3 separate regions of the Homo sapiens genome follow, and regions 2 and 3 are each linked to region 1. Evidence: chromatin loops called from intact Hi-C (ENCODE). Cell type or tissue: PC-3. All regions are shown on one strand. Each heading gives the region's core, and the rest is flanking DNA. Links, peaks and the distances in the headings are about the cores only.

The links. A loop is a pair of places that touch in the nucleus more often than their neighbours do. Peaks named below come from ENCODE experiments on the same cell type or tissue, not always from the same donor. Only the 100,000 strongest peaks of a DNase experiment are listed, where the experiment ranks them.
Region 2: a loop joins it to region 1, with 2.6 times the contacts of the local background. A loop is called at or near these places in 4 of 110 quality-filtered maps.
Region 3: a loop joins it to region 1, with 2.1 times the contacts of the local background. A loop is called at or near these places in 6 of 110 quality-filtered maps.

What each region holds. Positions count from the first base shown.
Region 1 is chr2:134,358,855-134,362,038 of GRCh38, reverse strand. All of the region lies in intron 9 of MGAT5 (alpha-1,6-mannosylglycoprotein 6-beta-N-acetylglucosaminyltransferase), which reads right to left. Among named protein-coding and RNA genes, the nearest start is that of MGAT5, 110 kb to the right of the region's middle. In PC-3, for the core only: no CTCF peak of the experiment used is centred there; DNase peaks (open chromatin) are centred at 2,058 and 2,468; H3K27ac peaks cover 1,333 bases.
Region 2 is chr2:134,397,286-134,407,985 of GRCh38, reverse strand. MGAT5 (alpha-1,6-mannosylglycoprotein 6-beta-N-acetylglucosaminyltransferase) reads right to left here. Exons shown (of 16, transcript NM_002410.5): 11 at 4,849-4,998. Among named protein-coding and RNA genes, the nearest start is that of MGAT5, 150 kb to the right of the region's middle. In PC-3, for the core only: no CTCF peak of the experiment used is centred there; a DNase peak (open chromatin) is centred at 1,465; H3K27ac peaks cover 1,608 bases.
Region 3 is chr2:134,292,854-134,303,553 of GRCh38, reverse strand. All of the region lies in intron 2 of MGAT5 (alpha-1,6-mannosylglycoprotein 6-beta-N-acetylglucosaminyltransferase), which reads right to left. Among named protein-coding and RNA genes, the nearest start is that of MGAT5, 44 kb to the right of the region's middle. In PC-3, for the core only: no CTCF peak of the experiment used is centred there; no DNase peak of the experiment used is centred there.

The DNA of each region.
Region 1 (3,184 bases), core at 636-3,135:
AGGGGAAAATACATCTGTCTGAAAATCATTAAGCTGTGTACTCTCTTCCTTGTTGCCTCAGAATAAGGCTACTGTCCATTTCCCAGCAGAAATGCTTTCACCCAGGTTTCACCACCTACTGGCCAGAAATCTGTAGGGGGCAGGGCTGACTGGGAGTTCTGAATAGGCGCAGAGTCCCCACATAACTGAATCTGACTCCAGCTGTGTTTTTCACCCAGCTACATAACAGGAGGTTGAGGGACAAAGTGATGAATAATCCTCAGAACCTTTCATCTCCTCTAAGAATTACTCACTCATAAAAGATGTAATTATGGGTCTATATTGAACAGGTGCATGGAATGAAGACAGAATAAAAGGTAAAGCCTGCTGGGGCACAAACCACTCAAAAAAATCCAACCACTGCAAAGGAATACTGTCTACAGAGTAGGCTATTCTGGAAGAGAAAATTTTGGATTTCTCTCATTTGGGTTCTGTAACTTCTCTAACGCTTGACCAAGGGGGACAGCAACCCCACACCCTCTCCAAACATCCGCATCTTGTGCCTATAATTTTAAAAGGCATTTCACCAGCAAGTGACAATCAGAAAATAATTCTCTCTAGATTAAACAGAGATGCTCCTCTCCTCTACCTTCATTCTGTCAAGAGAAATCTCCGTTTTTCAGGAGATGAGCCTGCAGAGCCCATGTGTGGCTGATATTAAATGAAGCAACTGCTCTGCTTGGCTCTGACCTGAATAGAACAGCTATAAATAACATGAAACCAAATTCCTCCTGGTGATTGAGATATACACAAGATTCTGAAAAGTCCACCACATCCATTCACAGATAGGTGGTCAACAAACAGAGGAAGCTGGTCCCTTCATCTTGTTCTGGTTGTGCTAGGACTGAGGAGCCATTTCCCATGCTTGTAGCAGCGTAGAAATCCTTTCAGACAGACAGATGGGCAAAGGCCAGCCTGCAGCACAGGCCTAGGACTCCGATGCCCAGCCTCCAATGTCGCCCGCCATGCACGCAGGGGAACACAATGAAGAAGGGACAGTGGCAGGAAGCCCTGAGCTGTGGAAATGCACGAGCCATGTAAAAACTGTGTTGTCACCCTCCGTTTCCCAGGCTTTTGCCTGATGGGGGTGACAGAATGAGGAGATAACAGGGTTGTGGCTGGGGAGTTGTGTTCAGTCTGGCCAATCTGTTATTTCATTTCTGCGTTTTTGAACCAGTGCCCAGAGGCAATGGCAATGGCTGCAGTTGGCTGGAAAGTAAATTACTGAATAAATTCTCCTGCCAACAAGAGGCGATAGTTGCTTTTCTCCCCCCTTTTGAGAAGCTGAGGGCATAGGGAATTTTCAAGGATTAGCGGGGAGAGGAACAAAACCTGTGTGCATTCTCAGTGTTATTATGCAGCTTAAAATATTTCTAAAATTTTTTGTTAATTCTAAAAGTTTTGAACTCAAACCTGACACTATACTTCAGGATCAGGTGTTTTTAAATTTTTTTTATTTTCAGAAAATTTACATGGTGATTAAAGCACGATGCTTTGAAATACTTGCTTCTGAAATGTAGTTATTTAGTCCCTAGGTAGGCACTTAAAAAATAATCCAGCAAGTGAAACAATGGGTTTTATTTCATGTTATAATATACTAATATATAGTAAAAAATAAAATGATTCAGCCCCCCAAATGAAAAAATACATATATGTAACATATTTTTGTGTGAAAGATTCTCCTAGCTTCTAGCTTGACTGGTGAGAGGGAGAAGCAAATATCAGAAAAACTTGTGAGGAATGGTGGGCTTTTGCTGCTATGACTATAATTTGGTACTCAATTAACTCTGACACTATGAATTTCACATCTAAGCTCTCTTCTACGTTTTCATCCAAATACTTTAACTCCTGTCTCACCTTGTGAAATGTTAACTTAGGGATCAACAACCTGCAAGTGTGGTTTCAAGGACCTCAGGTGAGACTTAAGATTTACAAACAGTATCACCACGTTTAATGAGCCAAGGCCTGAGCACTGGTCTGACCTCTACATGCCTTCGCCTCCCAGGTGACTCTAAACTTGCCACAGGACACTAAACCTTGACCACATAAGGGTTTGCTCAGCCATGACTCGCCCCAGCAGGTGATTCTGAAGTAACTACCGGCCCAGTGTGGCTTGCTTCCAAGGATCTGAACACCAGCTGGAGCCCACCCGGTAACATCTGCCGAGAGCGCCCTGGTCTTATCACAAGTGTTCTTAATGGTGCTTATAATAAATCAAAAGCCACAAGTCCAGGAGGATGTTATCTGAAATGTTCATTTCATTGAGTTCAAACTTCAGGCCAACCTTTCTTTTTTGCTCTGCCTTAGGAAGGGAACAGAGACTTTCATTGTGTTGGGAGGGTTTCAAAGAGAAGGTATTTACATTTTAAGGTAAATCAAACAAATCTCATCATAAACGGGATGCAGGAAATCCTGTACTTTTAGTAATCCCTCCATCCCAGAAGATAAACAAATGTGATTTTTAAAAAGGATGGCTGGTATTTTGAGTTCTGACTACATGCCAAGTTCTGTGCTAAGCGCATTATAGTGACTCTTCCATTTTAACCTCATAACCGTGTAACATGTTTGTACAGATAAGAAAACAGAGTTTTGGTTTAACTACCCAAGTCTACATGCTAGGAAATGGCAACACTGGGATTCAGAGCCAGATTGGCTGCTTTCAGGGCATCAGCTCCTTAAGTCACTCTAATACACAGCCTCATAGTCCAAATAATTTTCTGGACCCTGTGAACAGCAGTGGTAAACCATGCTTCAGAGGAAAATAATGTTCTAAGGTAGAGCAAAATACACAAGAGTGATCTAGAATACATACGCAATGTCACCTCAGTTTCTTGAGTATCTTGTGCCATATGTATGTGGGACCACACAGATTTTTTCACATGCTAAAAAACTGCAGGAGATTTGCCAAACATTAGCAATGATTTTAAGACAATTTAGAACAAAATGTCTCTTATTAAGAGAAACACTATTTTAAGCACTTTGGAAGCACCTATTTACAAATGATTACAAATCAGCTTGATGTGGTCCCTGAGCAGAGTATGATGATAACTACTTCTAAGAAATACTATTAGCTTAGCTTGAATAATTCACTCAATGACAAATGTTTTGGAGCATTTCTACAAACCAGCTTATATGATAAGTATTG
Region 2 (10,700 bases), core at 263-2,762, 46 kb before region 1:
AGGGGAGAGATAATGGCTGTTACTGTTATGGTAAATCCCATAGACAGGTGCATCGCAATAGCATGGAGGTGTTAAACTGTGACTGACAGTGGCTCCTGTCCTCTGAATGGGACTGCCCAATTCACTACATTGATTTCACAAGTCACAGAACCACATTTTACACAACTGAACTGTTGGCCCCACTCAGCGTGACAGTGAAGTTTTATGCTTGTATCATTATTTCATATTATGACTAGTTCTACCTGTGTACTTTCCACATTGTTACAGTTACCTGCTTTCCTCCTCCAGCATACCTGTATGCTCCTTGTGGGCAAAACTGCTTGAGTCATCACTGTCTCTAGAATGGCTAGACTAAGGCCTAGAATATATCTAGTACTTAATATTATACTTACTTGCTGGATGAAACAGTAAAAGAATAAATACTATGAGACTGGATCTTTCCAGCAATCAAGTGTCTCTGTGCACAGAAGTTGAACGTGTTGTATTTATTTGAGTGTAGGGATGCACTTTTGCTCTGAAAGTCAGACAGGTTACTGACTCATACCTCTGTACACTCTTCAGTCTATATACATGTGTAGATAAGGGGGAGGGAAGGAGGCATGGATGTGTTCGTACAATTTTTTCCCCATCTAGATGGCATGGGAATGACTTGAAGTATGCTCACTAGGATGAAACCTGCTTCAATTGGCTGCCTGAGGGCAAATGGGAACCAGTATCTGTAATAGAAACAGAAGAAGGACTGCTCCTCCTAAGGAAGCAAGCTCTTGGGCTATCACTCACAGGGCCTGGAGATGTAGGCAACATTACAGACAGGCAGGAACGGGGTATCAGAAGGGTAGTGTCCCTAGCTGGTGAGATCTAAGAGATCTAGGCGCAGGGTATACGAGAACAGGAAGAAATCTCAGAGATCCCAGATGGTCAATGTGTTTCATTTTGACTCCTTCTTTCATTCTTTATACAATCATCTAAATGCCTTTTAGAAGCCAGGCACTGTGGATGCACCTGTGGATAGAACAAGCAAAGGCCCTCTGCCCTCATGCAGCTGCAGGAGAGTCTGCTGCCTCAAGCCCTGGGTATTTCAGACAGCCTTTTTTAAAGACAGGGTCTCCCTCTGTCACTCAGGCTGGAGTGCAGGTGTCCTCAGCTCACCACAACCTCAGCCTTCTGGACTCAAGTGACCCTCCCATTTCAGCTTCCTGAAAATCTAGAACTGCAGGTAAATGCCACCACGCACAGCTATTTTTTTTTTTTTTTGGTATTTTTTGTAGAAATGGGGTTTTGCCATGTTGCCCAGGCTGGTCTTGAACTCCTCGGCTCAAGCAATTTGCCCGACTCAGCCTCTCCCAAAGTGCTAAGATTACAGATGTGAGCTACTGCACCGCACCTGCCTTAGACAGGTTTTGTGAGCACATCCAAGCTCAGTAAGAAGAGACATAGTTGGTGGGGGGCAGGGTGGCACAGTCAGTCATGAGGATAAGATGAGTCAGAGGGAGCACTGCATATTTGCCAGGCCTGCCCATGTTCCTAGGTGAGTCCCACAGGTAAGCTGATAAGCTGACATGATGGGGAAACAGTGCCGTCATGACCCAGCCAAGTCTTGGAGAGGTGAATGAATGGAGGTCTGGGTACAGAAGGGGTACAGCGACAGTATGTGCAGAAGCCACAGCTTTGCCTGTTTTCTTCCCCACAACCAGAATTTGTTTTCAACTGTAGAAAGGACGGTACTGGTCCAGCTCACAAAGCACTCAGTGAGTTGCAGATGCAAATGCACTATTCAGTATCATATATGAAACAGGGAAGACTGAGGGAGGTGGACATGAAGAGGTTAAATCCAGGAAGATGAAGAAAGAAGCCACTTTAAAAGAGATGGAGATTTAAACCAAAAATAAAAACATGCCACCCTAGTGAGTCCTGATTTGCTGGCTTAAACTGCACTCCTGGGGTTTGCTGGACTGAATGACTCGGCTGTGGTCCTGTGATAAATAATTCATTCATCCAAGTTTATACCCCAATTAGAAGGATCTGCTAGATTCCAACAACTTCCTGGCTCTTTTAGCCCCAGTATTAGTGTTACATTGAATTCCTTCCATCTTCACAGGTTCCCTGAAGCAAGAGGCTACTAATGACGCCTGCACCCCTAATGGCATGCCTGGACAAAATTCTGCTGAGCAGAGGGTTTCCTAAGATTGGTGCAGAGATTCAAAGATGGCTTGTAAAGAAAAATAATGAGTCAGAAGCTGATCAAGCATCAATCATCTCTCTATGTCTCTAACTCTCTTGAGGAGGTCAGCCCTGCTTCTCTTGCCAGTAAGGAGTCCAAGAAGTGTGTGAATCCCATTCATGCTGCAGACATCTGCTTCTCGGCTGCTCCAGTTCCCCATTTCCAATGTGGATTAGAATAAATCGCTTTTAAATTGCTCATAGACAGAGAGAAAGGAGTCAGAGACAGAAAGGGTTATAGATGCGAAGCCTGACTGGTCTTTCATGTCATTATTTCAAAGCCAAAGGTTCATTCATTTTGGAGCCTGTAGCTGTGTGCCAGGTGTGAGGGGAGTCTCAGCAATACGCTGCCCCATCCTTGTCACATTTGCCAAATGTCTGAGCCATGATTCCACTCAGAGTATTTTAATATACTCTACTCAAGGAGCAGGCAATAGGTAATGGGATCAGTGACATCCTCTACACGGGTCCCAGTTTTTCAAGGATGAACATACACCCCTCGTGCTCTTTAACTCAGGCTGCAATCCTTGCTCATTAGACAAACTTGGACATCTTGGCCTGGGCCTTCCCTGCCTCTTTTCCTGTCCTCCCCTGGACATCAGCGATCTCCGTTTTGGCCTATTTCCTAATCTCTGACAGGGTAATGGATGGTAGGTAAGTAAGGGTTCTTTCAAAATTTGCGAAGCTGAGAGAGACATTCATGAGGTTGGGTTAATAAAAGTGTGTGAGACAGTAATGACACACTGCTGAAAACCAGCTCTGCCAAGTGTTTTTTAAAGGAGCTTGAGCTCTTTCCACAATCTGATGTGGAGAAAAGTAAAATGAGGCAAATGGCAAAAACAGCACTGCCATTAAAGGGCCCAGACATTCTGATGATTCTGAAATGTCAGCCTAAGACAGAAGGTGATAGAAAGCAAATAGTGAAAACTAGAGAACACACTTCACTCCTGGATAACAAAAAACAGTCATCAGACTACAGATGACCTTGGAAGGAAATAAAATCTTAAAACAAACCAGGTCTTTGGCCAATAAGCTAAAGAAATTGTCAAATCATTTTATTTGTGGCATCATACAAATGCCTTGGACGTAGATAGGATCAAATGCATTTACAGATGGAGAAACTGAGGCAAAGAGGAGATATACATTCTTTTGGCTAGTGGGTGTCCACTAAGAGTTCTTAAGTTTGAGTGTTTATGACGATAGTACATCAAGGGGCTAGCAGAGCTTTAATGTGCAATTAAAAAAATCATGAGTTAGGGCCACCTCCAGGACTTGACCCCAGTTTACTGTGGGCAAGCCAAACTCTGTAGCCTATTTCCTCATGTTCAAAATAAAGTTAACAATAATACCTGCTCTATCTACCTCTTAATGCTGTTGTGAGAATCAAAGAGGATAGCATATGTGAATACACTTTTTATAAATGAAGTATCACATAATGATTGGACAACTGAGATTATGCCCTAGAAGTCCACCTGCTCAACCTCTCTCCCCTACCTTGAACATGAAAACAAAGCGAGCCAGAGATGAGAGCTGAGAAATCCACTACTGAAAATAAGCTTCCTTGTGCTTAGGACATACCACAAGAGAGATCCATGTGCCTTCTTCACACTTGCATCCCTTGTACAACGCCTAGCACATTGCAGCTACTCAATAAATATTTGTGAAATTCATAAAAACTTATTAATAAACCTGAGGGAGTTTATCTAATACACTGAAATGCCAGCCAACCCTTCAAGGCCAAACTCTGGTTTCTTCACAAGTTCCCGAACTTCATTTGGTACTTCCATGGCACCATTACAGAAAAAACACAGACCACTGGGTGGACTTCCCTACAGTGTCAAAGCAACACGTCATCATGCTACTGCTGAGCAAAATGATCCTCAAGGGCTTGCCCGGCTACCTCCACCACATGGTGTGAACTCTGCCTCCATCTGTGCCAATCAGACCCTCACATTCCCTCATCCAATTTTACCTCCACTATTTTTCAACACTTAGACTAGCTGGGTTGGCTTCTAGCTCTTTCCTGAATATGCCACCTCCACCTCCACCACCTGACTCTAACTCCTGTCTGGCCCACATGCCAGGTGTGTCTACACTCCATCCATCTTTCATCTCTTGCATCTCTCCTGATGCTTGCTCTGCTTCCTGAGCCCACAGGGACTTTGCCCTCATCTGAACTTCTTCACTGTCCAATGCGTACTTGGTGAACAAGGAGGTATGAGGAAAAGCTGGTTGGGAAACCCACTCCTTGAACAGTGATGATTGGGTTGGGGGAAGAGTTCAGCACCCCTGGCTTACTATGAAAGCTGCTGCTCTATTAGAAAGTCTGTCCTTCCAGGCAGGGCTTTACCTTTTCCATTTGCAGCCTTATCCTTAGCCCCTTGCTTGACACCTAACACTGAGTAGGTCCTTAGTAAATACGATTTTTGAATAAATCAATGAAAAAAACTGTAGCAATCTCATTCCACAATTCACTTACTTTTCAGCTGCCATTGGTCTAGCAAACTGCTGCCCCAAAATAGCCACAAGAGTTTATTGCAGCATTGAAAAACAAGCATGAAATATTCTGATCCCATTTTCACAGCCAATGGCAATAACCTGAACACCACATCCGTGGTGAATTTTTACCTTGGTTTCTCGAAGAAGGAACTGCAGGTCCCGTCCACTGAGGATACCATGGTTTTTCACGTAACTGGGAATATTCTTTGTGCTGGAGCCATAAACAGTTGCATGCACTTCCATGTATGTGTGAATAATGTCCAAGTAGATCTTCTTATTCTAAAGAAGAAAACAAGCACAAGACATTTCTCTTTTTCTTTCATTTGCATAACAACCTGTATCATGGACTAGAACTTCTAAGACTAGAGGCCACAGACAGAGAGTTCTTAATATGGAGATCACAGGAATTTGGCAATCAAACTGCTAAAATTTCTTTGAAAAGTAATCTGGCTGGACTTTGTGGACATAAACAGTCATATAGCCATTGTATAATTTTTTAAGAAGAAATACATTATATGGCAACATATTACTGAATACCAACTGTATAATTTTGCAAGAGGAAATACATTATATAGCCAACTGTTTTGAAATATCATCCTTGCTTTGTAAATTACCACAGACCTAACAGTTGATTTTGGCTCTTCCTACCTCTAGGAGAGGAAGTTTGGGGAAGGACAGCCCGGGGAAGGCAGTCAGTTGGACTGCAACATTTACCCAGAGATGCTAAGCTGTCCCAGAGGAATACAAACATTCCCCAGCTCTTGCCAATGTTTCTAGTGATGATTAACTCATGTTGTCAGAACTGGATCCCACCTAATTTGGGATCATGGGAAGATGAGAGTTTCTCACAGCTGGAGAGATAATGAGAATACTCAGGTAGATAAAAGTAGAAAAAAGAGAATAAATGTAAATTTTGATGAGCCCTGAAACATTCAAGAGTAATTTTACTTATACTATTAGAAGCACAACCAAACCCCTTTTCTTGTATTTGTAGGCACTGAATTTTGAGGCACGTTTTCTAAATCAAAACCACCTGTGAAGTGGAAGCAAGTTCACCTTTTTTACCTCTGTGTTTCCCTGTGACTAAACTGTACAAGCTGGGGTTTGTGGGTTTTTCTTTTCCTTTTTTTGGGAAATTTTCAAAAAGTCAAATTCTGTAATGTTTTCCAGTTGTATAAAAGTGGGACAAGGTTTCCTCATTCTAAGCCTGTTTTCAGACACTCCAGGCAAATCTAATAATAGCTGGTTTTGTGACTTAAGACCACAAGGGACACAGGGGTGTGGTATTAGCAGCCACAGAGTGCAGGGAAGCCCGGAGGCAGGCTCTAAATGAAGCGATTCATGATCTGGTCTCTGCCATTCACTGCCCTGGTGATATTACAAAGGACCCTCAACTTCAGGAGGAACATTTCAAGTGATGTATCAAAAGTCTTCATGACTGGGAAAACTGCACAGTCCACATTCTTCATTTCATGAACCAGGATGACTTTGCTTGCAATGAGCAAGACCACCCTTGCCACCCTAATGTATGAATAAAATGAACAGTGGGACTGAAAGTTTAATTCCATGCCATGTCTGGTATGGCCGCAAGATGCTGAATTCATTAACTTAGAAATGTATAGTTTTAAATTAGTACAGAAGCTTACACCTACCTGGCATATGTTAGTTTGAAGGGTTCTAGGATATGGTTCTTGTGCTAGATGTATCTGGTAACTCCTGCCCCCACCCACAGCTCCTGTTAAGTAGGCAGGGGGCTCTGTTACCCTGTGCCCACTGCTGGCTGCTGACCTGCCCAGGGTGTGTCTGACCTGAGGGGACCCACTCCTAGGCTGGCCAGCAGCCCAGGAATGATGTAGCAGACTCAGGAAGGCAAGGGGAGCCAACCAGATGCTCTCTTGGGAACTCAGAATCCTGTATACAGGGAGATTACTGCCAGATGGCCACTGGCTTTAGAGCAAAAAGGTCATTTGAGCGTTGGAGTCTGGGCAATTACGAGCCAGATAACAAGTTCTGAGGAAGCTGGTTGCCAGTTTTGGCGGGTGGGTTGGGAAAAGAACCAAGTAAAGGCTAAAGGAGAGGGGAAGACGCAGACAGTCGGTCATAAGAGGGACCCAAGAGCATGACTACAACCAAAACATCACCACTGCAAGCATGACACAGAGCTAGAAAAAAAAAGAGGAGTAGAAGAAGAATAAGGAGAAGGAAGGGGAGAGAAGAGAGTGGGAAAAGAAAGCAGAGAGACAGAGGAGAAAAAACTAGGGCCTGGAGCCACTCTGGTTCTTATCCCACCCACAGTGGTTCCCTATCCTAAATTCCCCAGGTCCCTCTGGATCCTTATAATAAACACAGCTCTTCCCAGACCCCACCCCATATTTTTACTTGAGTTTCCCTGTGTGGATTTCACTCATCTACAAGGAGGCCTCTCGGGACATCTTGCTGGCCTTAAAGCAGGAGATGGGCGGTGCAGGTGGGGACAGGCATCTCTCCTTTATGCAAAAGGAGGCATTTCGCCTAAAAAGCCAGTTGCCAACTAGTGAAGATGGGCCAAAGGCCCCTAGGCTATGTCTGTGGTGAGCTACAGGGTAGACCAGTAACTGGCCCATTTGGTTCCTGTCCTGGAGAAAAATATCCACTGTAGACAGACTCAAGATTAGGGTTCCCAGACTAAATGCCTGGGAAAGTAACAAGGTACTAGATTACATATGTATTACCATTAAATCCCAGAAAAGGCTGGGGTTTCTTGAAGTATAACAAGGGGGCAAGTTCAGGCAAATATAAAGAGGTATATGTAAAGACTAATAAAGTGTATGAACTTACTAACTTTTAGGCATGGTAAAATCAAAACTAGAGATTACCTTCAGAAAGGATTTACCAATTTCATAAACGTGAAAATCCCAACAGCTGATTAGAGGAAAAAAAATGTTTCAAGCCTAACTTTAGCCTTTGACATTGATGTAACAATTAGGTACTTCTACCTCAGGTCTCTTGTTACCACTTGTAAGAGTTCTGAGTAGAATCCTGGTGCAGATGAACCACGCTGCCTATTCCAGGTAAAGGTGCCCCAGAAGCCTCTCATACCAAACTCCCAGCCAAGTACCTACACCAGTTTTGCACCTGTGGTTCTGTCCCCTTCAAGCTCCATGGACACACATGTCGAATTAGTCACACAGTCCTGTATATTCTGCCTCCATAATATCAAATTGGTCTCCTCTTCTCCAGGATGGAAGGGTCAGTTCTTGCCATCAAGGGGCTCAAAGGATCCCCTTCTGTCTTCATGGACACTCTTATCTTTTGTGTTTAAGATGCAGGATATTCAGGATTTTTAAAATTAAAGGTGTCTTTGTCTGCCTTTCCCCTACACATGGGAAGGCTCAAAATGGGGAGGGCGTTAGAGGTAAGAGACATTTTCCAGCATACACTCCCCCTTCCCTTCCCTTACTTTGGTCATCCAGGCCCAGGGTGAAGGTGACCATAGGTGACCACCATAGACCTGTATGTCCCACTGATCTAAGAACTGGATCGAGATCACTTCTTAGAAAGCTTTCCTTCTCCAACTTAAGAGACTAAGGTCAAAGAAAATTATCTGCTCTAAAAACTTTATCACCAACAGATCTCTGGAGATGCAGTCAAAAAGGGCCTGCACTGAGTATCATATCACAGCATGCAACCACCTCTGTCGCCCAAAGGTTCCAGCTGAGCAACCAGCAACCCCCCTAATGCTTTTATTCTCTAGTTCAATTTAAATTCTCATTAAGAACAACTGATCTAACTGATTAAAACTTAAATCCACCTAAGCTCATTTGAGGGGAGGAGATGCAAAGGGAAGGAGAGCGCATGCTGGAGTCAATGAGCAGTGTTGTCAGTGTCTCTTCAGCTGTTTATGGTTGTAGCTGGAGGCAGGTACATGTTCAGAACCAGTCATAAGATATTTAGAGCTTGGAGAGAAAGCTTTAGAAAAACAATTCAATTTACGCAACACTCCTGTAAGTCCACAGCAGGGGGGAGTGGTAGAATGCAGAACTAGAGAATCAGAAGCTTTCCCCAACTTATTTTACAACATTTTTAAATTGATAATAATTGTACATGTTTATGGGATATATGGGATATTTCAATACATGGATACTACATGTGATGATCAAATCAGGGTATTTAGGGTATCCATCACCTCAAACATTTATCATTTCTTTGTTTTGGGAACATTTCAAGTCCTTTCTTCTAGCTAATCTGAAATAGACAATATACTGTTGGTAACTATAGTCACCCTTGTCTACTATTGAACACTAGAACTTATTCCTTCTATCCACCTTTATGTTTGCACATTAACTCACTACTCTTTATTCCCACCTACCCCTTTTCCCAGCCTCTGGTATCTGTCATTCTACTTTCTACCTCCATGAGGGCCACCTTTTTAGCTCCTACATAGGAGTGAGAACATTCGACATCTGTGACTTGCTTATTTCACTTAACATAATGATCTCCAGCTCCATCCATATTGCTGCAAACTACAGACTGCCATTTTTTTAAATGGCCGAATCGTATTCCATTATGTACATATTTTCTTTATCCATTCATCCGCTGATGGACACTCAAGCTAATTCCGTATCTTGGCTATTGTAAATAGTGCTGCAATAAACATGGGGATGCGGATATCTCTTTGATCTCCAACTTCCTTTTTAGCTGGTGAATTAGGGTATAGGAATGTTCTTTGGTGAATAGCAGTATCCTCCCCAGTAACACCCCTGCTCCCCACTGCAGACACACATATTTCTCCTGGACGTCAGTTCCCCTCATTCACGCAGCACCTTATGACCTGTCATTAAAAAATTCTGCAGCTCAGCCCAAAGTTGGCTCCTCCAGGGTGAACATCTGTGAGTCTTAGGCAGCAGTAGTCCTCCCTGGGAAGTGCTGTCAATCCCTCTCCAGGGTGACAAAACCAGGCTGCAGAGGCAAGCGTGTGTCCCACTCCATGGAGGGCAGAGAAAAATTTAAGTCCTACAGAGAAGGCCTAACAGGACAGTGGCAGGGTCTCGGTCCACAGCTCACGTCATCCAAAATGCTGAGCACTGGAGAATTTTCAACTTCAGATTTTCGGGAATATGGATGTTCAACCAGTTAAGTATTTGCTAATATCTCCAAATCTGAAAAAATCCAAAATCAAAAACACTTCTGGTCCCAAGAATTTTGGATAAGGGATACTCAGCCTGTGGCAGCTCCTCCTCTTTCCCCACAAATATGGAAATCGGCCTGTTACCTGGTTTTACAAACATACAATAATGAATCCTATTTTTTATTTAAGAAACACAAGGCCACAGAGTATGCATTGACCAGAACCAGCCATGGGAGTACTTTACTGTTACTGTAACGTAACTCCTATAAAGGTTGGGGTTGGGGCTGTCAACTGCACAGAATGAAGATCTTGTAAACCTCCCTCCACTACAGGTCGCCTCCATTTGCTCTGCCAGCCCCCTCCTGCATGAACTGCTATCGTAATGTCTGGGCTGGGCTCGTTGTCTCAACAGTGGCACGCTCCTTAGGAGCCCTTTCAGATTGCCCCTGCTCCTCTCTTTTTCAGTCAGTGCTCACACAAACCAGGCTGCCCTCTGCTGCCAGATGGGGAATAAGCTTACCATGGGATGGGGTGATGGGGTCCTCCTTCCTAAATAGCATCGCAGAATTATAGGGGCCTTAGAAATCTATGAGGTGAACCAAGGTTGATGGCAAACAGGACACAGGAAGGAGCAGGGCGAATAAAACCCACCTCCTTTCTCTCCTCCAGACTATTCCACTATTCCAAGGTAGAGCTCCTCCTTGCAGGCCTTTGGGGAGAGTCCAGGCAGCCCAATGTGCTGCTGTGTCTCTGTGGCCCCTGGTGAGGCAGGAGCCAGCATGGTCAGACACACCGTCTGTTACCCTGCACTTCCCTTTTCCTTCATCCTTGCTGCCCTGGATTTGCAACTCCTTCTGCAGCAAAATATTGGTAC
Region 3 (10,700 bases), core at 1-2,500, 58 kb after region 1:
ATCAGGCCCAGGACTTCAGATGGTCCAAGACTAGGGAAAAAAATGGAAACAGACACACCCTAACAAATCATAAAAGCAAGTCTTCTTAAGTTCAAGGCAGTAAGTCAGTAATTTAACTGCCTACTAGAAAAAAAATCAGTACTCTTCAGAGGAAGTTTACCGAACCCAGACACTCTATAGCATATCCTTGTCATGTCCAATACATAATAAAGAATTATTAAACATGTGGAGAAACAGGAAAACGTGAACAAGGCAAGAAAAACAGTCAACAAAAACAAGATGACGCAACTGTTGGAGAACTAACAAAGAATTTAAAGCGGTTATTATAAATAAGATTAAAGACAAAGGAAAAACGGTCATCAGTGAATAAAAGATCAGTAAATTTGAAAAACAAAAAAGGAAATTACTTAACCTAAAAACAGAGACATTCAAGACTAAGACAAATAAAACACATAGAGTCTCCATGACCTGTGGAGAACATCATGTAGGCGAACCTTTGTGTAAACGGATGCCCAGAGGTAGAAAAGAGAAAAGAGACAAAAAATATTCGAAGAAATAATGGCTGACAACTTCCCAAATATGTTGAGGAACATTAACTTCAGATCCAGCAATTCAGTGAACCACAAGATAAAGACAATCACATTTATTATAATCAAACTGCTAAAAGCAAATGAGAAAGAGAAAATGTTGAAAGCAGACAGAGAAAAACAAGACACATTACATAAAAGGGAACAAAGATGGCAATGTCACCTGACATCTCGTCAGAAGAAGGAGGCTGGAAAACACACACACACACACACACACACACACACACACACACACACACACACACACACAGCATTTCTTAAATGCTGAGAGAAAACTTACTGTCAGCTCAGAATTCTATATTTATGTCTTTGAAAAATGCCAGCCCCTACCAAAAAAAGCCTTTTTAAGATAAATGAATAAAGATTTCACCCCCAGCAGACCTGTATGGCAAGAAATAATAAAAGAAGCTCTAGGTTGAAAGGGAAAGGACATTAGATGGTAACTTGGAACTACAGAAGGGATTAAGAGAATCAGAAATATTAATATGGGGCTAAATATAAAACACTATAGTGTTTTCCTTCTCTTCATTTCTTTATCAGACAATTGACTGCTAAATATAAAAATCATATTAGGGCATAGTGAGATTTAAGGCCTTTATAGATGTAAGACATTGAACAACAATAGTACAAAGGATGGTGAATCAATATGCATTAAACATGAAATGTATAATATTAACTCTAACTATACCGTGATAAGAAAATATATTACAATCTCTGTAACAAGGGATGGCAAACTAAAGCCCTTAAGCCAAATCTGGCCCACTGCCTGTTTTTGTAAATAAAGTCTTATTGGAATATGCCCAAGCCAATCATTTACATATTGTCCAGTGTTGCTCTTGTAGTACAATGACAGAGTTAAATCACTGCAACAGATCACAGACCATACGGTTTGCAAAGCTAAAAATATTTAATACTTGGCTGACATAAAAAGTCCGGCTTTACATAAGAAGTTTGTCAACCCCTACCCTATACAGTTCTTTGGTCTTACTATTTAAGAATTTTTTTGGTATCTAGGAAGTGGAATAGTGAAGACTTGCATCCCCCAGGTCTCTTTCATTTTGAGACAAAGGGTCCCAGCTTGTGCAGGAATATCCATACTCCAAGGCTGGAGGCAAAATCAAGCCAAAACCAAAAGCGAACTGACATGAGTGTTGCTTTGTAATTATGAGCTCCAGCTCATACTCATGTGTTCCAGCACGTCCTTATTCTCCTCCAGTTACCGTTTATCTTCCCTTCCTAGCTGCCTGCCCTGTGGATGCCAACTCCATCATCAGACATAAAAGCAACAGCGTTACAGAAAATGTTAAACCAGCTTCCAGAGCTGTGTAAGGTCAAACCCCTTTGACAAATCCCTTAATAGACACACGCCTCTCTTGGCAGTTCTGCCTCTCTGATTTAATCCTAAACAGAGAAAAATTAACCAAAAAAAAGTAGGTTCTTTAAAAAGATGAATAAGATTTATAAACCTCTGGCAAGAGGGATCAAGAAAAAGAAAACATAAATGAGTAATATTAAGAATGAAAGAGGGATATCACTATAATTCCTATAGATGTTAAAAGAATAATAAAAGAATGTTATGAGTAACTTCAGAGCAATAGAATCTACTACTTAGAAAAAAAGACAGGCTCATGTGTCTCTAGCAGCATTATTCATAACAGCTCACAACTGGAAATGACTCACATGCTCATTATCAGGAAAACAGATAAACCAATTATGGTATGTTCATACAACAAAGTACTGCTCTGCGATTTTTTAAAAAGAATAAACTATTGACATATGCAGCACCATGGATCAATCTTGAAAACGCTATGCTGAGAAAAAGAGGCCGGACTCTGCAAAAATGTTCATACTGTAAGATTTCATTTTGATGATGCTCAAGAACAGGCAAAATTAACCTATGGTGATTGAAATCAGAGTAGAGAGTGCCTATGGGGGATGCAGACTGAATGGAAAGAGGCATGGGGGAACATTCTGGGGTGATGAATATGTTCCTTATCTTGCCTGTGGTGATTTTATAGATATATACATTTATTAAAACTCATCAGGTTGTATACTTAAGAACTGGGCTGTGCAGGGTATGAAAATTAAGCTAAGTTGCTTAAATGTGTGCTTTCTCTGTGACTTAAGCACACAGATGAAGGACAATTTTCCTTTGCTAATCTTTAACAACTAACCCTTTGCCAACGACCTTCACTGGAACTTACTCTACAACAAGCTCACATGCAACCTAAAGCACCTCAAATAACACCTTCAGTGACTTCCAATATTACATTTCATTGTGGGCTGGCAGTGCTAAAGGGTCCATCTCTTTAGTTTGGTTACAAAAGTGCATAAAACTAAAGTTTAATCTTCATCTTGGAAATTGTAATCTTGGACTTAAGTACAAACTGTTGGTAAAGTGTTCTTCTCTGTCACTGAGTGCATTTAGGTGTCTCCTATTTGCAGTGAACTAGTTAATTGTGTATAGTGTTGGGCCCAAAGCTGAAGAGAGGTTTAAAAAACAGCCTTTACTCCATTAAGGTTAACCGCACATGTGCAGAAAGAGTCACTAGTACTAGGAAATAATTCACCCTCAAGACATTCAGCAGAAGGCAGGCTGTGATTTCATTCCTAATCCTGTCTGTAGGCTTCGACAGAAATCACCCGACTTCAGATTTACAACATGCCATCTTGATTTTTCAGCCTATCTGCAGGACCTGGCTCTGTCTTACACAGTAAGTGCCAGTGTAAGTACTGAAAAGAGAAGATGGTCTAAATGAGGGAAATCTGAAAGGTAATCAGGAATTTATTATTTTCCAGCATCATGCAGTGCTAATAAACCCAAGGGTCAGAGAATGGTTGCTTCTTGCAAAAGTTATACTGAACAACCAACAGTGTAAGGAATTAATCTTCACTTTACTTCTGTTCTGCTCACTAGAACATAGAAATGAATATAACAGCAACCTCTGCAACAGGGCTGCAGATCAAAGAGTAATCACTAAAGCTTTCTATAATGATATGACAAAATTTCATGATATGAGCTTACAGGTATTCAGAGAGTTATATTCAAGGTGAGTGCAAGTCAACTGGAAAGCCAGGGAGGAATTTCTTAAGCAGCAGCAAGGTTTGTGTGTTCCAGGGAAGATCCAAGGGTGGGTGTTTGCTACAGGAAGAGAGAACTGCAACAAGAGGCCTTTGGACATGGACTATGGGATTAAAGGAAACCAGCTTTGAAATGGGAACTTTTTAAAATTTTTGAATGGAGTCTGTACACATCCAATCTGAAAAAATTCATGAGGAATAAAAGAGGGGACAGGGGATAAATATTAGATACTGGGTTTGGGCTCTACCACTATGAAATCAGAAGAGGGGATTTTAACTACCTTTACCAACACTTGTAGTTCATCTTGCTGAAATAAAGAAGATCCTGATTCAGACACACTGCATTTTAAAAAACAAAAAAGCTACAAAACCTTAAATACAAATCTCACTTCAATTTATTCAACTTGATGAAGGTTGCAATTAGCATTCCAAACCCTACCTTACCTGCAGGCCTAGCTCAAGCTCTCCTCTATCTGTGAAACTTCACAAGAGTACTCCAGCTCGCACAGGTACTTCCAGGGTGCCTGTGAACACCTATAAAATTTTTAGTCTATACTGAACAATCTAAAACTAAAAATCTGGTGTTGGCTTTGACCATCCTCTAATTGGAATTTGTTTGTGTGCAGAAATGCACATACCTACAAAGACTGCAAAGCCAGTGAGACCAACTTCCACAAAGTCAGTGGCCATGTGTCAGTCTGCTTTTGTATGCTCCAGAATAACACTGGCTCACAGAATTGACAGAGATTTTGTGGACTACAGATGATGATAGTGGTATTGACGCTTGGAAAGATATAAATTCTAGGGAAGAAGAAGAAACGATGGGCAAGTGTTTTTGGGCAAGAAGGAAAAGTACAATTGGGAAGATCTAGGTAAGAATATTATTCTCAAATGGGACACTAACTTTCACAAGAAAGCAGAAGAATTCTTATCTTCTAAATGTGACTTCCTTCTTCTTCCATTCTTCTTTTGACTTTTTCATTCAGAGGGAAGGTACAGTCTTAAATTGCTTTCATGCTTCCTGCCTGGAATCGTCTTTCATACAGAACACTCAACCAGCCCCAATCCCAACCCATGGTTCCTGCCTACATAAACACACTCAACCATCACCATTATGAACTACCTCTTCTCCAATTCCTATCCTAGACTAAGCTCTCAAGTATACTTCTGATCACATCTAATCAAAAGAGACTCCAGGAGACCACCCAAACCATCTGCAGTACCAAATTTATTGAAAACACCTTCCAACATCTGGAAATTCACAACTATATTTAGTTGATGTTGAATTATGATAAACAAGGATTTGTTACAACAGAATATGATCCGCATGGTGTCTAACTGCCCTAACAGCTCCTCTGATTTGCTGATCATTCTTAGGAGTGGAAAAAATATAAGTGACATAACTTATTATGAAAAGAAATAGTGTTCTAACTCTACATTTTTTATAAACACCATAATTTTTATTTGGTGATAAATAATACAGAGATAGGCCAGGCATGGTGGCTCACGCTTGTAATCCCAGTACTTTGGGAGGCCGAGGCAGGTAGATCACTTGAGGTCGGGAGTTCAAGACGAGCCTGGCCAACATGGTGAAACATCGTCTCTACAAAAAATACAAAAAAATGAGCCAGGTATGGTAGCATATGTCTGTAATCTCAGCTACTTGGGAGGCTGAGGTAGGAGAATTGCTTGAACCCAGGAGGCGGAGGTGGCAGTGAGCCAAGAGTACGCTATTGCACTCCAGCCTGGGAGACAGAGTGAGATCCTGTTTCAAAAATAATAATACAGAGATAATATTTTTCTCTATTATTTATACAAATAATTCAACATTAACCCAAAGAAATACACGTTCATACTCTAAAAGAAAATAACTGGTTTTAGAACCTCAATTTAGCTAAACAGAAAACAGAACAAAACTTAAGGATCTAGTAGACTTATTTTTTTAACCTATATTTGTTTTCCTCAATTTTTATCAGAAAAAAATTTGAAACATACACAAGGATACAGAGAATGATACAACAAATCCCTTCTACCCATCACTTAACTTCAACAGTTAACAAATATATTATTGAATAGAAGTGGCAAGAGTGAACAGCCTTGCCATTTTCCTAATCTTAGGAGAAAAAAAAAATTAAACAGTTCTTTTCTAGTAAGTATGATGTTAACCTGTATGTTTTTCCTAGTTTGTTGAGAATTGCTTTCATGAATCAGATTTTCTCAAATGCTTTTCTGCTTATATTAAGGTAACATGATTTCTGACCTTTGTTCTATTATGGAGTATTATATTAATAGATTTCTGAATGTTAAACCAACCTTGTGTTTCTAGAATAAATTCCAATTGTTCATTATATATAACCCTTTTCATATGTTGCCAAATTTGGGGTTCTAATATTTTAAGAATTTGTGTCAGTGTTTATAGGAGTTCATGGTCTGTTGTTCACTTGTGATGTCTTTGTCTAGCTTTGGTAACAGGGTGTTACTGGCAGAATGAATTGCAAGGTATTCCCTCCTTCTATATTTCATGGAAGAATCTGTGAAGAATCAGTGTCATTTCCTCTTAACATACCTAAAAGAATTCACCAGTGAAGCCATCTGAGCATGGGTTTTTCTTTGTAGGAAAAGTTCTAATTATTAGTTCAAATTCTTTGTTATTGAGCTATTCAGATGATTTTTTTTTTTTTTTTTTTTTGAGACCAGGTCTCAGTCTGTTGCCCAAGCTGGACTGTAGGGGCACAATCAAGGCTCACTGCAATCTTAATCTCCTGGGCTCAAGTGATTCTCCCACCTCAGCCTCCCAAGTAGCTAGGACCACAAGTGTGTGTCACCACACCCAGCTAATTTTATTTTTTGTAGATAATGGGGTCTCACTGTGTTGCCCAGGCTGATCTTAAACTCTTGGTTTCAAGCACTCCTCCCGCCTCTGCCTCCCAAAGTGCTAGAATTACAGGTATGAGCCACTCCACCCCACCTTCAGATGATTTTGAGTCAGTACAGATTGTGTCTAGGAATTTTTCCATGTCATCAAAGTTGTGTCATTTCATAGTATGAACTTATTCATTGTATTACCTTGTAATCTTTTACATTTATTTTAAATTTCTGCAATCTTCCCTTTTTTGGATTCTATATCTCATAACATTTGAATGCATATTTTTTTTCCTAATCAAATGTCAAGTCTATCTTAACAAAGTAAAATAACAGAAGAAAGAGAGGTTAAGTGGAATAGATTACAATGTCTGCAGAAACAAGGTCAGTTGTATAAAAAGATTTTCTATTTTTTACTGTCTCTTATGTACTTTATAAGACTAAGGAAAGTGGTTTTCTTTCAAGTACTATAATTAATTCCTGGGGTGAAAGGGAAAAACAAGACAAGGGGAAAAAAAGAGGAAGCAAAAGAACCATAGGTTTAGTCATATGCTACAAAGGAAAAAAAAAGAATATTTAACCTTCCATCAATAAAAACTTGAAGCCAAGGATAAAAAGAACAGGAAATTCACAAAAACTGTTAAGAGCCAGGCAGCCACTCCCTCGATACCAAACCAAGTAATTTAATATTCGGCATTTCTTTAATGCCCATAAATTCCAGAAACTGACTCCCAGGTCCAGCTAGTTTTATATGGTGGTAATAACTTTTAAAATTGTGTGTTATTTTTTAAATTCCATGTGTCCATCCCCAATTCTCTGACACAGCCACAAAGAAAACATGGTAACTAAACTAGAGTCGACTTGGCCTACCCAGCTACATGAAATTCCATGAGTTTAGTCTGTTTCCCATCCTCCTCTTTACCCCACCTCTTGGCCTAAACCGCCAAGATCACAGTATTTCAAGAGTCAAAATTCAAATAAGAACAAACATGTTTGCATGAGGCTGCCAAACACTCCTAGATGAAATCCTCTTCCCTTCCAAAGAATTTTACCTCTAATTTCCACCTCCCAAATAAAAATTGTAGTTATTTTTGGGTTGCACTACAAATAATAAAACCACAGATTCTTAGGGTTCAGAAGGAATGCTGTAAATCCACCGAACCCATCTCCCCACCCTTAAGCACTGTTTAGATTAAGACAGGGGAGTATCTGTTATATTAAGGCAAGAGGCTGAACTGAAACAGACTGCAACTTGGTATAATTCAAGCTTCCCAAAACCATTCCTGTCAGGTAGCAAAGCTGACCAAACAGTATTCCTGATGGTTCCAATAGAAACTCCGAACAGCCCTTTCCTGTTTGGCTGCAGCCAGCAACAGCACAGAAGAGCCACAAGCCAGCCACTACTGGCTGTTCTTGTCATCCTCGAAGAGAATCTGGGTGACAAGTCGAAATGGAATGAATACCCTTAAAGTGACAACAAAACTCCCTACTAAAATTATGACTGAGAATAAAAGAGAAGGCTAATCCAGAGGGAAAAATATTTTCAACATCATTGAAGATTTTTTTCCAATTATAACTTATTTCGCAGCTCTTATGTTTGGAAATTACTGCAAGAGGATCCTAAGATACCACATTTTCCCTGCCTAAGTGAAGAAAGCCACACAGTTGATTGGGCCTACTAAGCTCCCAATTCCACTGCCAACCTTAGTCACTTCTAGCACAATCCAGTTCTATTATGGCTATATTCAACTTGTAAGTACTTTCACCATAGTTTCTAGATTTTTCTGGCCATTCTCATTGTTCTTTTCTGGCATCTTCGAACCACTGAAGAGCCATCAAATGTCAATCAACATAAGGAACATCTAAACTATATACTAAAACCTACTGTTAGAAATGCTTGTTCCTCGGTGCAATAAAGAAATAGCACTTGAACATAAATTTAATTTCCTTAGCAAGGCCATTTTTACTTTCTACAGAAAGGGTACACTTGCCAGCAGTTTTGCCACGATAGTACACCGAACAAAGGAGGCAGGGTCATTTATAAGTTGACGCGTCCACCTTACTGCTGTGTCCAGTTTCCATTGGCTGGAACAGGACCTCACATTCTGTATTTGTCCTGATTGGCTAGCAACTTAGAACATTTTAAAAGAGGCAAAGGCAGAGGAGAACAAAGGAAAGAGGAAGTAACTTGTGAAATGCTGAGAAAGGTAAAAACACATTTAAATAAGGAAGAGGAACAGACTATGACCTAATGCTTGCTTGGACCAGTATAAACATACTTATAAGCAAATATTTAGGCTAAATTGTGGGAGCTAAGAACATAAAGTACATTGATTTCTTTATTACGGCTAGCAGATATTTAAGAATGTTAGCACAGGTCTTTGAATAAATTTTGCTTCTAAGAGAAGTTACTATTTATTCTTAATTAGACGGGGAGGAAAGTCTTTGAAGAGGAACCTCTATTTTTTACACCTACCTTCTATAAAACCAAGCCCTTGGCATTCACAACTACAAATCCCCTTACACAGAACTTGACCTGCAGTGGTATATACCTGGAACAAAAATCCTTGGTTAGACTGTATGTATTTCTAAATTTGTCTCAGAAATATGAACATCATACCCCGAATACTTAGTCTTAGTGGTTTGTGAGGCAAAATCACCCAGCAGCTCCAAAAAGCCCCTACGTTAAGACCTTATATTAAGACTTGGAAACATGAAAATAAAAATAAAAACACTGAAAACAAAAAGTTACTTTACTGCCAGTGCAGAGATCTTCCCATGACTTAACAGGTCTATGGGGCTAAACCGCAGAGAACAATGGATGCCTTATTTACCTGATGATGCCTAAAACAGTGCAGAATAGCCACCCTGGAAGGTAGAATAAAACTTCTCTCTCCTCCATTTGCCTCCTCACTCAGAGGCAAAAGATTTGAGGCTGTAAGAAAAGTGACACATCTTTACACTGAACATGCAGTGCTCCATGAGGCAATCTTTTCTAGATCCACCTAAAACAACTACGAGGAGTCTGGGAAGCCAACGAACAAAGGGGGCAAGTTACCTGCCTAGGATGTGGTCCAGCCCTCCTACCTCCCTACTCTGTTTCACATCCTCCACACACTTCTGTATGAGGAGAGGAGATGGTCTCATTTCATGCTAGCAAAGCCATAGTCGCAGACCTGGGAGCCATCACACATCATGGTGTCAGCCAACTGCAGACTCAAGGGGTTTGGCTGCTATCAAAATCTATAGTTTTCCAGCTTGGCTTTTCTTCAATTTAAAGCAAGGAAGCACTTTCGGAGGCCGAGACAGGTAGATCGCTTGAGCTCAGGAGTTTGAGACCAGCCTGGGCAACATGGTGAAATCTCATCTCTACGAAAAATACAAAAAATTAGCCAGGCATGGTGGTGTATACCTATAGCTCCAGCTACTCAGGAGGCTGAGGTGGGAGGATCACTTGAGCCTGGTGGGCAGAGGTTGCAGTGAACCCAGATCGCACCACTACACTCCAGCCTAGGTGACAGAGTTTGACCCTGTCTCAAAAAAATAAAAATAAAAAAATAAAGCAAAGAAGTGGGGGAGGAATAAGAAAAGGAAGGGAGGAAGAATACAGAGGCACATACGTAAAAGAGGGAAGAAAAGGAACGGAGCAAAGCACTTACTCTTAACATCTGTGGGCTTAAATGTTATTTCCCTCGCATACGTATACTAAAATCACAGCACAAGTAACCAGCCTAGTGCCTGGAAACAAGTACCCACTGATAATGTATTCATTTCCAATTTAATGAATCTACCATCCATTTTCAATTTTCGTATTTTCTATTCACTGAGTAGTAATGCTTATTATCATATACATGTTATAAAAGCATGCAAGAGAAGCAAGGGTGCACAGTGATACCCAAAATGAATTGTAATGAAATGAGAATAGGCTACCTTTCATGTGTGAAGGTGCCTTTCATGTGTTAAGGACCCACACTCCCTGGAGGCATGCTTGCTAGCTATTTTTCCCAGTGACAACAATGCATTTGCCCTATGCCAGGCACACATCTGTGAAGGTCCATGACCTCCATCTGTTATCTGTTTGGAGACCCCACCTTGAAGCCTGGCCTTCTGAGTACCTGCTTATTCTTATCACAGGTATGTGGCTCAACTGCAGGGGGTTTCAAAGAGCTG